Linked DNA regions of Homo sapiens: all the other regions are linked to region 2. The links are chromatin contacts, found by Hi-C or POLR2A ChIA-PET in ENCODE. All regions are on one chromosome and are shown on one strand. The core of a region is the stretch at or near the end of the contact, and the rest is flanking DNA. Distances in the headings are between cores, read along the strand shown.

Region 1 (3,626 bases), core at 386-2,885, 140 kb after region 2:
GGTGTGCGTTTTAACATTTGTAGCACATCTTTTTTCAGACCAGCCACATTTCAAGTGCTGAATAGCTACATGTGATTCAATGAGCTTTGGTCAGCTCAGCTTTACAACCTCTCAGGTTCTTTCTCTAAGCAAACTCTCTTAGGTTCTGAAATTGAGAAGGCGTGGAGGGTGACTATTGGATTACAAAGCCTTTATGATTCCAACAACTCTCAGTTAATAGAAGCATCCGTCCTGTCTCTTGATGTCCTAGTGACTAAAGACATGTCTAGAGAAGAAACTCTTTTAACTATATTTTTATATAGTTACATGACAGCCTTTGAGAAAATTGAGAATTAAGGCCAGGCCCAGTGCAAAATGAAAATGTTGTGGAGGTGGCGGGGAGGGGAGGCGGGTGCTGGTTTAAAAATTAAGAATTTCAAGATTGCCATAGCAGAGCAAGAAAGTAAGTACAGGGCCCTTCTGAGCCCTATGTGACTGCACGGGTGGGACCCTTTTGAAGCTAGTCCTGGTCAGGGTTTATGTCTCTGGATGAATCCAGATGTGTAAAAGGCAAGGAAGTGGCGAGATTCCTTGGGCTATCTTTGAGAAACGGGGACCTTAAAGGAGACTGCAAAATCTTACCTACTGGAATTAATGGAGGAAAAGAAAGTGTTTGCGCCTGTGAGAACGCCTTGGAAAGAGGCAGTGAGCAGATGAGGCAGATAGGTAAGACACTTGGTTTTGCTGATTAAACCACTGATGAATCAGTGCCACTCACATCCTGGGTAATTCTAGGGACACTAGTTGGACAACGCTGACATCTGAAGAGGTGGCAGGGCGGAACATGGATCCCTTTAAGGCTACTTTATTGTCGATTTCCTCCTTCTCTAAGCTAGAAACAGGGGGTGCCTGAGTGGCCTCCAGAAGCCACTACTGTAGGCCAGGAGCAGTGCCTCACGCCTGTAATCCCAGCACTTTGGGAGGCCGAGGCGGGCGGATCACCTGAGGTCGGGAGTTCGAGACTGGTGTGACCAATATGGTGAAACCCGTCTTTACTAAAAATACAAAAATTAGCCGAGTGTGGTGGCGCGCGCCTGTAACCCCAGCTACTCAGGAGGCTAAGGCGGGAGAATCGCTTGAATCCGGAGGCGGAGGTTGCAGTGAGCCGAGATCACACCACTGCACTCCAGCCTGGGCGACGGAGGGAGACCCTGTCTCAAAAAACAAACAAACAAACAAACAAACAAAAACGCTACTACTGTTGGAGTCGGCTTGAGCTGTGGCATTGTTGTTTCCAGCCCGTGACCCTCACGCCGCCCTGCTCGTTGGGCGGACCGGGCCCTGGCGGCGGGTGAGGAGGAACCTTTACTTACCGGCGCCCTGGCCTCTGCTTTTTTCCCACTCTAGGACGCAAATCTCGATCTGCAAGGGCCTGGGGCGCGGGCGGAAAAGGCGGGCCCAGCTCCCTCAGGTCTGCGTGTCACCGACCCGAACCCGCTCCGTCGTCCTGACGCCCCCGGCCTAGCTGCAGCCACCTTGTCGCAGGGGCCTTGGTGTCTCTGAGACTCCGAGACGCCTCGCCCCCACCTGGCGTTCGGAGGCGGTTGCCTCGCTGGGCGCAGCAATTCAACCGCCGCGCGCCGGATGCTAAGACCGCGATTTCCCCGGATGCTAGGGCGGTGATTTCCCCCGTGACAGGCCCCGCCCCGGCCCCGCCCAGGCCCGGGCGGTCCCGCCCCACTGAGCTGTGGCTCGGGGAGCCGTGGGTCCGACTCCTGCGTGTGATGTGTCACCAAGTTGACTTTGGGGTCCCCCATTCTTCCTTAGTTCTCTATTTTACCTCAGCGCGTTGTCTAGCTGCTGCCTGGCCACGGTACTTAGCACACAGCGTGACTTAATACTGGATAAACGAGGAAAGGATTCGTACGCCCTGGCGGGGCCAGAGGCTCACAGCTTGGGTTCCCGCGAGCACACGAGCCAGGAACCGCCAATGCCTCCAGGGGGCGCTCTCCCTCCCATCGAGCCACCGCCGGGCCATTGGAGACCAGGAGGACCTCTCAGCTCCATCCCTGCGTCTCTAACAATTGTCTCATTTCCCTGCCTGGAGTCAGTATTACCACTCCCATAACACAGATTTTTAAAATGCAACTAAATTTTAAACGAGTCACTTTATTTAAAAACAACATGAACAAAATGGGATTTCTGCTAATGCAAATATCTATACAAATTTAACGATTTTGGTTCTAATTCTAGATGAAAAGTCAAATCTCCTGTTACATATGAGAAAAGTCAAATCTCCTGTTACATATTAGAAGTTTACCTCTTGTTACCTTTACTGCAACTGCAATGGCAGTTTCAACTGTTTCAACCAAGTAATGTAGTTGGAAATGCTGTTATTAGAAGTATATCTTCCCAGCATTTCGGGAGGCCAAGGTGGGTGGTTTACTTCAGGTCAGGAGTTCGAGACCAGCCTGGCCAACATGATGAAACCCTGTCTCTACAAAAATACAAAAACTAGCCAGGCGTGGTGGCGGGTGCCTGTAATCCCAGCTGCTCAGGAGGCTGAGGCACGAGAATCGGTTGAACCCTGGAGGCAGAGGTTGCAATGAGCTGTACTCCAGCCTGGGCAACAGAGTGAGACTGCATCTCAAAAAAAAAAAAAAAAAAAAAAAAAAAAAAAAAAAAAAGTGGATATGACAGTTCGAATTAGATCTAAAACCTTTCCTAATTACACCAGTTAAATCATGAAATCATGCAATAGTAGAACAGGTGTCTTACCTACCTGCATTATCCTGTAAATATTGACATGTTATTCTACATAATCATAAACTGACCGATCACACATATCTTTAAATCTAATCATCATAACTAAAAACTGTATTTGAATAAAATTAGTGTATTTCTAAATCTGTCTTTAACAGACACAAAGATGTAAATTTGAAATGTCTTGGTAAATGAGGTTAACACAATATAAATATTTTTGACGAATTCATCATAATTTGTTCATTTTAAGGAGATTGATTTTATTTTCTTGAAGCTTAAGGAGGACTTTGACATTTTAAATGTATCTAAAATTTAAATTTTATTAAATTTTACATTTCACATTTCTTTTTTTTATTGATTGAAACAAGCATTTCACATTTCATATTTCTTTTTTTTATTGATTGAAACAAGCATTCCATAGTCATTTCAAATAGTGTACAAAGTATTTTAAAATGTTTTTCTGGCCGGATGCAGTGGCTCACGCCTGTAATCCCAGCACTTTGGGAGGCCGAAGCGGGTGGATCACCAGGTCAGGAGATCGAGACTATCCTGGCCAACATGATGAAACCCTGTTTCTACTAAAAATACAAAAATTAGTCAAACGTGGTGGTACGTGCCTGTAGTCCTAGCTACTCAGAAAGCTGAGGCAGGAGAAGCGCTTGAACCTGGGAGGCGGAGGTTGCAGTTTTTCTTCAAAGACCTATCTGATTTCCATATGCAGGATAACACATTCAAACTCTTATTTGTTGTTAATGTAAGCTTTAATTCATATAGTTGTTTTTTTTTTCTTTGAGGAGTCTCTATCGCCCATACTGGAGTGCAGTGGCACAATCTCACTGCAACCTCCGCCTCCCAGGTTCAAGTAATTCTCATGCTTTAGCTTC
Region 2 (3,615 bases), core at 90-2,589:
GATGGGGTTTCACCGTGTTAGCCAGGATGGTCTCGATCTCCTGACCTCATGATCCTCCCGTCTTGGCCTCCTAAAGCACTGGGATTACAGTCATGAGCCACCGTGTCCAGCCAAGACTACTATATTCTAATGGAGGGTAAGTGGAGTAGGAGGGCCATGTGCGTGCTCTGGGGGCAACAAACTTGGTGCTAAACTTGTTTTTCTTGTTTTACTCACAAACATTATGACAGCAGTAAAGATACACTTTTATTTATTTATATTTTTTTTAGAGACAGAGTCCTCCTCTGTTGCCCAGGCTGGAGTGGCTATTGTAGTTCACTGCAGCCTTGAACTTGTGGGCTTGGGATCCTCCTGTCTCAGCCTCCTGAGTAGCTGGGACTATAGGCGTGCACTATCACACTGAGCTATTTTAAGAACATTTTTGTAGAGTATGTTGGCCAGACGGATCTTGAACCTCTGGCCTCCAGCATTCTTCCTGCCTTGGCCTCTCAAAGTGATGGGATTCATAAGCATGAGTCATGGTGCCCAGCCAAGATACATTTTTAAAATGTATCCTGCCTCCTGACACATTACTGTTCACTTGTAACAATGGTCACTTGTAATCATAGTCTGTTTGCAAAGCAAGCTTTTAATAGAATTACAATTTTAGTGTTGACCAAAAGTTTATTTTGGGCCGGATGTGGTGGCTCACGTCTGTAATCTCAGCACTTTGGGAGGCTGAGGTGGGTGGATCACCTGAGGTTAGGAGTTCGAGACCAGCCTGGCCAACATGGTGAAACCCCATCTCTACTAAAAATACAAAAAAAAAAAAAAAAAATTAGCTAGGCTTGGTGGAGGTGCCCGTAATCCCAGCTACTCGGGAGGCTGAGGCAGGAGAATCGCTTGAACCCGGGAGGCCGAGGTGGCAGTGAGCCAAGATTTTGCCATTGCACTCCAGCCTGGGTGACAAGATCGAGACTCTGGCTCAAAAAAAAGTTTATTTTGTTTCTATAAACATTGTTTTTCATCTTTATAGTGCATGTCTTTTGTTAATGGCTTCATAGGCAATCGATGGACTTCTGGATCACAATTTTGCTTGTTCCTATGGCTAGATATTTAGGTTGTTCCAAATTTTCTCAGCATTACATTTGATGCTACAGTAGGCACCCACACATTTATGTTTCTTTTCTGTTTTTCAACTATTGTTGGTTGTTCTGAGGTATTTTCGTAAGGTTTCACTTCTGTTTTCCCAGCCATGAGTGATACATGAGCACAACTGTTTTGCTATTAATCACCAGCATTGGGTGTGAAAATTTACTCAAAGTTTTGCTAAATTTAACTGGAGTAGAAATGGGCCATGCATTTGTGCGTACTTCCCCAGATGCTTTTTAGAACAGTGCTTGTGTAACTGACCAGAGTGTCAGGTGAGGCCATTGTTGGCAGAAAGGTGCCTTCCTCGGGAGAAGGTGGGTTACACAGCTTTTCTTTGCAGATGAATGGTGAGAGCCAAACCCGAAGACCCACAGGTTTCAAGCTGGCCATGTGGCTTCACTAAGTTTGGCCTCAACTTCCCACAGTGGCACAGAAGCGAGGTAGAACTCAGTGTTCCTACCCGAACCCTGGACATTCTGAAATGTCCACAGCCCGAGGAAAGGGATGACCTGCATGTCACTTTCCATACCCTCCACTGCACATAGATCTGTCTCAGGCATTGAATCAGAGGGATGTGTGACTTTGGACAAATTATTTTACCTTTCTCTGCCTCATTTCTTCATCTAAAATCAGGTGACAGCAATGTCTCCCTGTAATATTGCAGTGGGGATTAAATCTGTTAATACTTGAAAAGTGCTGAGATCAGTGCCTGGCACATAAGTAGTGCTCAATAACTGTTGTAAACCTGGGTTTGGATCTCACTTCCATTGCTTTCTGGAGGCCCACTTTGGTCAAATGGCTGACCTTTCTGGACTTCAGCTTCATCTGTAAAATGGGATTATGGCATCTACTTCAGCATCATGTTAGGGGTTTAAGTGAGAAAATGCATTTCACACAGTGTCCTGCACATAAAGGGCCCACCATATATGTAATGAAAAACAAACAAACGGCCGGGCTCAGTGGCTCACTCCTGTAATCTCAGCACTTTGGGAGGCCCAGGCGGGCAGATCACGAGGTCAGGAGTTTGAGACCAGCCTGGTCAACATGGTGAAACCCCGTCTCTACTAAAAATACAAAAATTAGCCGGGTGTGGTGGCGCGCGCCTGTAATCCCAGCTACTCAGGAGGCTGAGGCAGGAGAATTGCTTGAACCCGGGAGGCGGAGGTTGCAGTGAGCCGAGATCACGCCACTGCACTCCAGCCTGGACAACAGAGTGAGACTTTGTCTCAAAAAAAAAAAAAAAACCCAAAAACAAAACAAACAAACAATGTTTTTAGCTTTATTTTCTACTCTACCAAAGAGAGAGCTTTGTTGCCTTATATTGGTGTTGTAATTAGCTGTTAGATCTGACCATATTTTCTGTTATGGTGTATTTTTAAGTCCACATTCTAGGTTTAAGGCCATCTTGAAACAAATGGGAGGCAAATCAACATTTTCGTGTGTCTGAAGCTTTTAATGTAATTTTGTTTTGGAGATGAATGAGCTCATAATTCCACAAAGAAGGGATGATATTTCATATACTTATTAGTTTAGTGATTTCCCTCCCACACTTAGTGTCAAACTGTCAGGTTTATGGAAGCTATCAAATGTTTCTTTATGCTCAGCAGCACAGATCAAAGTTGTCTACATGATAAGGTAAAAAACATATTCTTTAGGAAATGCAAAGAAATGACCCAAAAGACCCTTGAGCACAGCTCATTCCTCTCCCTGGTCTGTCCAACTTTCCCTCAGGAAAAGTCAATGTAGTCATTATGTCTGGAAAATGCCAAGGACTTCTTTCCCTCATTTTTTACATGGCCTTGCACTCTGTGAGGCATTGGCTGGGAGGTTCATTGTGGCTTTCTTGCCGCTAAGCATCTCCTCTCTGCCAACATCTCATCAATTCCTGTCTGTGCCAATTACCTTTGCTTAGGATTTGGGGTGAGGAAAGTTGTGTGATTTGTCTGTTTCTGTTTCTGGGTAAAATCTCAACTCTGGGCGTATCAGCAGAAAGGGTTCTGAAATGTCCCTTGATTCAGATGATTCTGAATCAATAGCATGTATGTGTGTGTGCATAATTACCCTTACCCAGAAAATTCTCCATTATAATTCTTTAAAAGCACAGGTTCACAAATTATTAGAAAGTATATTTTGTATACTATTTACGGTAGCAAAATATCAAATGCAAGAAGCAAGTTTAATTAAAGATAGGCAAGACATTTTACTGAAGAATATAAAACATTAGTAAGAGAAATAAAACAATGGCTTATGCAATTATGGAAACTGACAATTACCAAGATCTGCGACTGGCAAGGTGGAGGCCCAGGAGCAGCAATGGTGCAGTTCCAGTCTGAGTCCAAAGGCCTGAGAACCAGGGAAAGCCAATGGCGTAGTTCTAGTGCAAATGCCAGTTGGCCTAAGGCCTTTCAGTTTGAGTCCAAAGGCAGGGGGAAAAAAACCCCAAAACCAAACCAAACCAAAACAACAACAGCAAAAACAATGCCC
Region 3 (3,605 bases), core at 138-2,637, 180 kb before region 2:
TTCTTTTCTGTCTCCCTCTGCCCTGCCCTAGAACGGTGCCTTTCTAATTGTGGGTTATAACACATTATTAGTAGGTCATAAAATCAATTCAGTGGATGTGGACCAGCATTTTAAAAAGGGAATTAATAGAATATAAACTCCTTAAAAGGCGTCACTCATACTCAGGATAATACTGCTGTGTAAAATTTGTTTTAATATGTGTCAGCATGTGTACACTGTGTCAAGATGTAACACTTACATCCTATTTTAAGACCCTGCTGTAGACTAAACCAGGACCCCCATGGTGCTCCAGGCGTCCCCACCCTCACCTGTGGCACCAGGAGCTCCTGCTGTCACTGGCCCAGCTGGGTCCTGTGTCTTTCTCTGCGTTGTCAGGGCCTGCGCTGGCAGTCCACCTACAGGGAGGTGGAATCCGGGGCTTGACGGCACTGGGAGGATCCTTCATCTTTCCAGGCTCAAGCAAATCCTCGCCTGGAGGCGGGGAATGGGCTAGATGACCCCTGAAACAGTCCAGTCCAGCATCTGAGAGCTCCTCTGGGTCCAGCCCTGTGCCGCCTTTCCACGCTTCCCTGCAGGGCCCTGGGGAGAGCAGAGAAAGCAGCTGCCAGCTCCAGGCAGTCATTTTACCCCAGGTGCCACTTACCCTGCGGAGGGGCTGGAACCAGCTAATCATTTTACCCCAGGTGGCACTTACCCTGCGGAGTGGCTGGAGCTTCTCAGGTTTTTCAGTTCCTGTGTCACCTCCCAGCCCTGCCCACCACATGCTGTGGGTGTCTATGGCTGACGAACGCCCCTGAGCCAGGCCAACCCCCAGCCTCCCAGTGGGTGGCTCTGTGGTCCCTGGCAGCCCCGGCATCATCCGGAGCACAGAGGCCATGGACACTCAGGGGATGGTCAAGGTCGTAGCTCCCTCCGTTCTTCCGTTCCTCCCTCACAGAGCTTTCAGCAAGATAGATGGTCATTCTTCTGTCCTCACTGCTCCCGGCATAAGGGGACCCCAGGGCTGGATGACTTCCCTAAAGAGGAATCTCTCAGGGTTTCCTGCAGCCGCTCCCAAGTCCCGTCTGGAGGATGAAGGTGGCGGACACATCCCTGACGCAGTTTCTCCTCTGCCCTCCACCCCTCACCCATCCCACCTCCTGGACTAGGAACTCAACCAGGACTTGCTTCAACCTGAGAAGATGGTGTCCAGCCCCCTTGGAGCCTGCCAGCATCCGGCGGGATTTCAGAGGGGCCTCCAGGGAGGCGCTGCCCAGCTGCCCCCAGTGTTGCTCACACAGCCCCCACTGATCTGCTCTGGGGAGGCCACGGCCCCAGAACGCGGCTTGTGGGGGGCCTGGGGCAGCAGGCCGGGAGACGTCACTTGTCCGCTGCCTGCTCACCCAGATAACTGCAGCTCCCTCCACTGCCGCCTACAGCCCTCCCGCCATGCCTCTGCCCAGAAGGCCCTCCCTCTCCAGTCCTGTCCGCCCCTCAAGGCCTGCCCAAACCTCCCTGAATTCTCGCCTGAGCAGACACTTTCCTAGCACGGCTCCCGCCGCGTGGATTACTCAGCCGAGCCTCAGTCTGGGGCTGCCCTGTGCTGGGAGCTTTATGCAGATGCTCGGCTCCCTACCCTGGCTTGTGAGCCGTGTGGCGCAGAAACCGCATCTCACTCAGAGCGAGGGTAAAGAGCAGCAGGGCTGGAGAAGCCAGCTGCCCTGCCACAGGCCAAGAGGACTTGGCCAAGTGACCATTGCTGTCTGTTTCCCCAACTGTAAAGGGGGCTGAGACCCTTACAGGGTTGTGAGGCTTAAACTTTGACAAACGCCTACCATCCCACCAGGCACAGGGCAGTTGCTGAGTATTTGGCGGTGGCTGCTGTTCCCCACAGTGTCCAACACCTCCCGGGGATGTAACAGGTGCACCACGGGCAAGACTGATGGGTTTATCAGTTCACTGCGGAGAGAGGCAGGGATGGATGCACTTGCTTGTTCCTCTTATTTTCCCTTATGGGGAGCAGTGACACTTGGCAGAGGCTGCCAGGGAGATGGGAAATGGACATTAATTACGGGAAAGAAAAGGAGGCAAGAAGGGGAGGAGGGTGGGAAATAGACAGGGGAGGAAGAAGGGACGGAGGCATGGTTAGAAGACAGGCAAGCAAAAAAGACGACTGTTTTCTTGGACGAACAGGGAGGTAGGGCCATGAAAAGCATGTGGACGCTTCTTCTCAGTGAATTAAGGCATTTCAGCGCTGGAAAGAGCCTGAAAAAATCAGACTCCCTTCACAGCCCAGCGGAGTGCAGGCCCTGGGAGAGCAGGAGTTAGAGATGGGGAGGACCCCGCCTGCAACAGGCACTGCCTGCTACACCCTGCCATGGGCAGAGGGGCTGTCCTCCCACCCCAGAGAGGCCCCATCCTTTCCTTTCTTTCCCCAAGGCTGCTCCAGCAGGGAGTTTAGCTCCATGGACACCTTTGAAGGCTATGAAGGTGCAGAAGACATGGAAAAGGTGAGCAGCGCTCTGAACGTAATTTCTTTCTTTCTTGTTTATTTCATCTTCTTCCTCCTTCCTATTCATCAGCTCCTCCTGCCTACTGTCCCTCGCCTCCATCCCTCTCCCCCTCTTCAGGATTCTCACCCATAAGGACCTGGTTAAGCCAGGGAACCGAGGTCACTAGTCCTCAAAGTGGCTCTGACCCTGCTAGCCCGGCATGTCCCCACGTGGCTGTCTCCTTGGCGGTGCGCTGGTGTCCGGTCATAACTGGGGCTCCCGCTGAGAGCCCCGTGGCCCAGGTGGGAGGGCTGGGGTGGGCCTCAGCCTGCCAGCGGAAGTCACCACATTGCCCGGCCTGGCCACAGCCTCCAGCAATAACTCTGAGGGTGCACCCGTCCCCCCCCCCGCCCCCCCTTCCAGCTCGCGGGGCCTTTTCCAGTTGGATGACAGTCACGAAACCTGTTCCTCCAAATCCGCTTTCCTGGAGAGGAGAGAAAGCACCCAGGGAGAAAAAGAAGAACGCGATGAGGAAGCAACGTGAGTGTGAGCGAGGAAAACTAAGCGCCTCTGTGGGCCACGGCGTCTCTGACTTTCTTCTCGGAATTGCAGGGCGACCGGCAGCACCAAGAAGGAGCGTGCTGGGGCGTCCACGCCGGCTGACTCCTGCGGGGGCGACGGCTGGTTTCCAGGCGAGGGCGCGGCGCCCGAGGACCTCCACCCCGGAGAGCTGCCCTCCCTGCGGTCGCCCCGGCTCCCCGGCTCCAGAGCGCCCGCATTCCCGAGAGAGGCGATGTGGGGGCCCGGGCCCTGCCCAGCTACGCAGAAAGCAGCCGGGGCCGCGGCGGCGGCAGAAAGGGGACGCCCAGGGCCGCCTCCCGGGAGCCCGAGGGGTGCCCTGCGTGCTCGTCTAGCTCCCGCCGCCCGGCGAAGGACCTCGCGGGACGGGGACCCCTAGTGCGCCTGCGCGAGCGCGGCGGGCGGAGGCAGACGCTCGCGGAGGCCACGCCTCCTAAGGCTCGGCCGAGCCTAGGAGGAGCCGGAGCTGGCTCGGGGCTGCTCCCACCCGCCAGCGCCGGCTGCCCAGCCTGGCAGTGGACCGGGTGTGCAAGCCACTTAGCACCTGACAGGTTA

The links. A loop is a pair of places that touch in the nucleus more often than their neighbours do. ChIA-PET counts read pairs that join two places held with the same protein, here RNA polymerase II (POLR2A). Pooled maps may share reads with other maps.
Region 1: a pooled map shows a loop between it and region 2 (5-fold over the local background). The contact joins the promoter of RPL39L here to the enhancer-like site in region 2. A Hi-C loop is called at or near these places in 2 of 168 maps with a recorded cell type or tissue (CD4-positive, alpha-beta memory T cell and OCI-LY7), 7 of 37 single-sample maps with no recorded cell type and 12 of 50 pooled maps. POLR2A ChIA-PET finds 5 or more read pairs at or near these places in 5 of 52 experiments (AG04450, OCI-LY7, Panc1 and 2 more).
Region 3: a loop to region 2 is called in a pooled map, with 4 times the contacts of the local background. The contact joins the promoter of LINC02043 here to the enhancer-like site in region 2. A Hi-C loop is called at or near these places in 8 of 50 pooled maps. POLR2A ChIA-PET finds 5 or more read pairs at or near these places in 3 of 52 experiments (WTC11, activated B cell and activated naive CD4-positive, alpha-beta T cell).

Annotation. Positions count from the first base shown.
Region 1 is chr3:187,137,861-187,141,486 of GRCh38, forward strand. RPL39L (ribosomal protein L39 like) reads right to left here and starts at 1,636. Exons shown (of 3, transcript NM_052969.3): 1 at 1,353-1,636. RefSeq lists enhancers at 842-1,348, 1,217-1,316, 1,357-1,506 and a silencer at 1,547-1,776.
Region 2 is chr3:186,999,597-187,003,211 of GRCh38, forward strand. All of the region lies in intron 2 of ST6GAL1 (ST6 beta-galactoside alpha-2,6-sialyltransferase 1), which reads left to right. Among named protein-coding and RNA genes, the nearest start is that of ST6GAL1, 71 kb to the left of the region's middle. RefSeq lists enhancers at 1-555, 1,094-1,313, 1,324-1,373, 1,514-1,633. Within about 2 kb of position 1,340, at least 10 of the 41 ENCODE cell types and tissues checked have a DNase peak (open chromatin) inside an H3K27ac peak, as active enhancers do; they include OCI-LY7, where a contact is called at or near this core.
Region 3 is chr3:186,824,134-186,827,738 of GRCh38, forward strand. LINC02043 (long intergenic non-protein coding RNA 2043) reads right to left here and starts at 1,388. Exons shown (of 4, transcript NR_125409.1): 1 at 1,174-1,388; 2 at 309-579. It also overlaps the pseudogene MCF2L2P1. RefSeq lists a silencer at 3,221-3,460.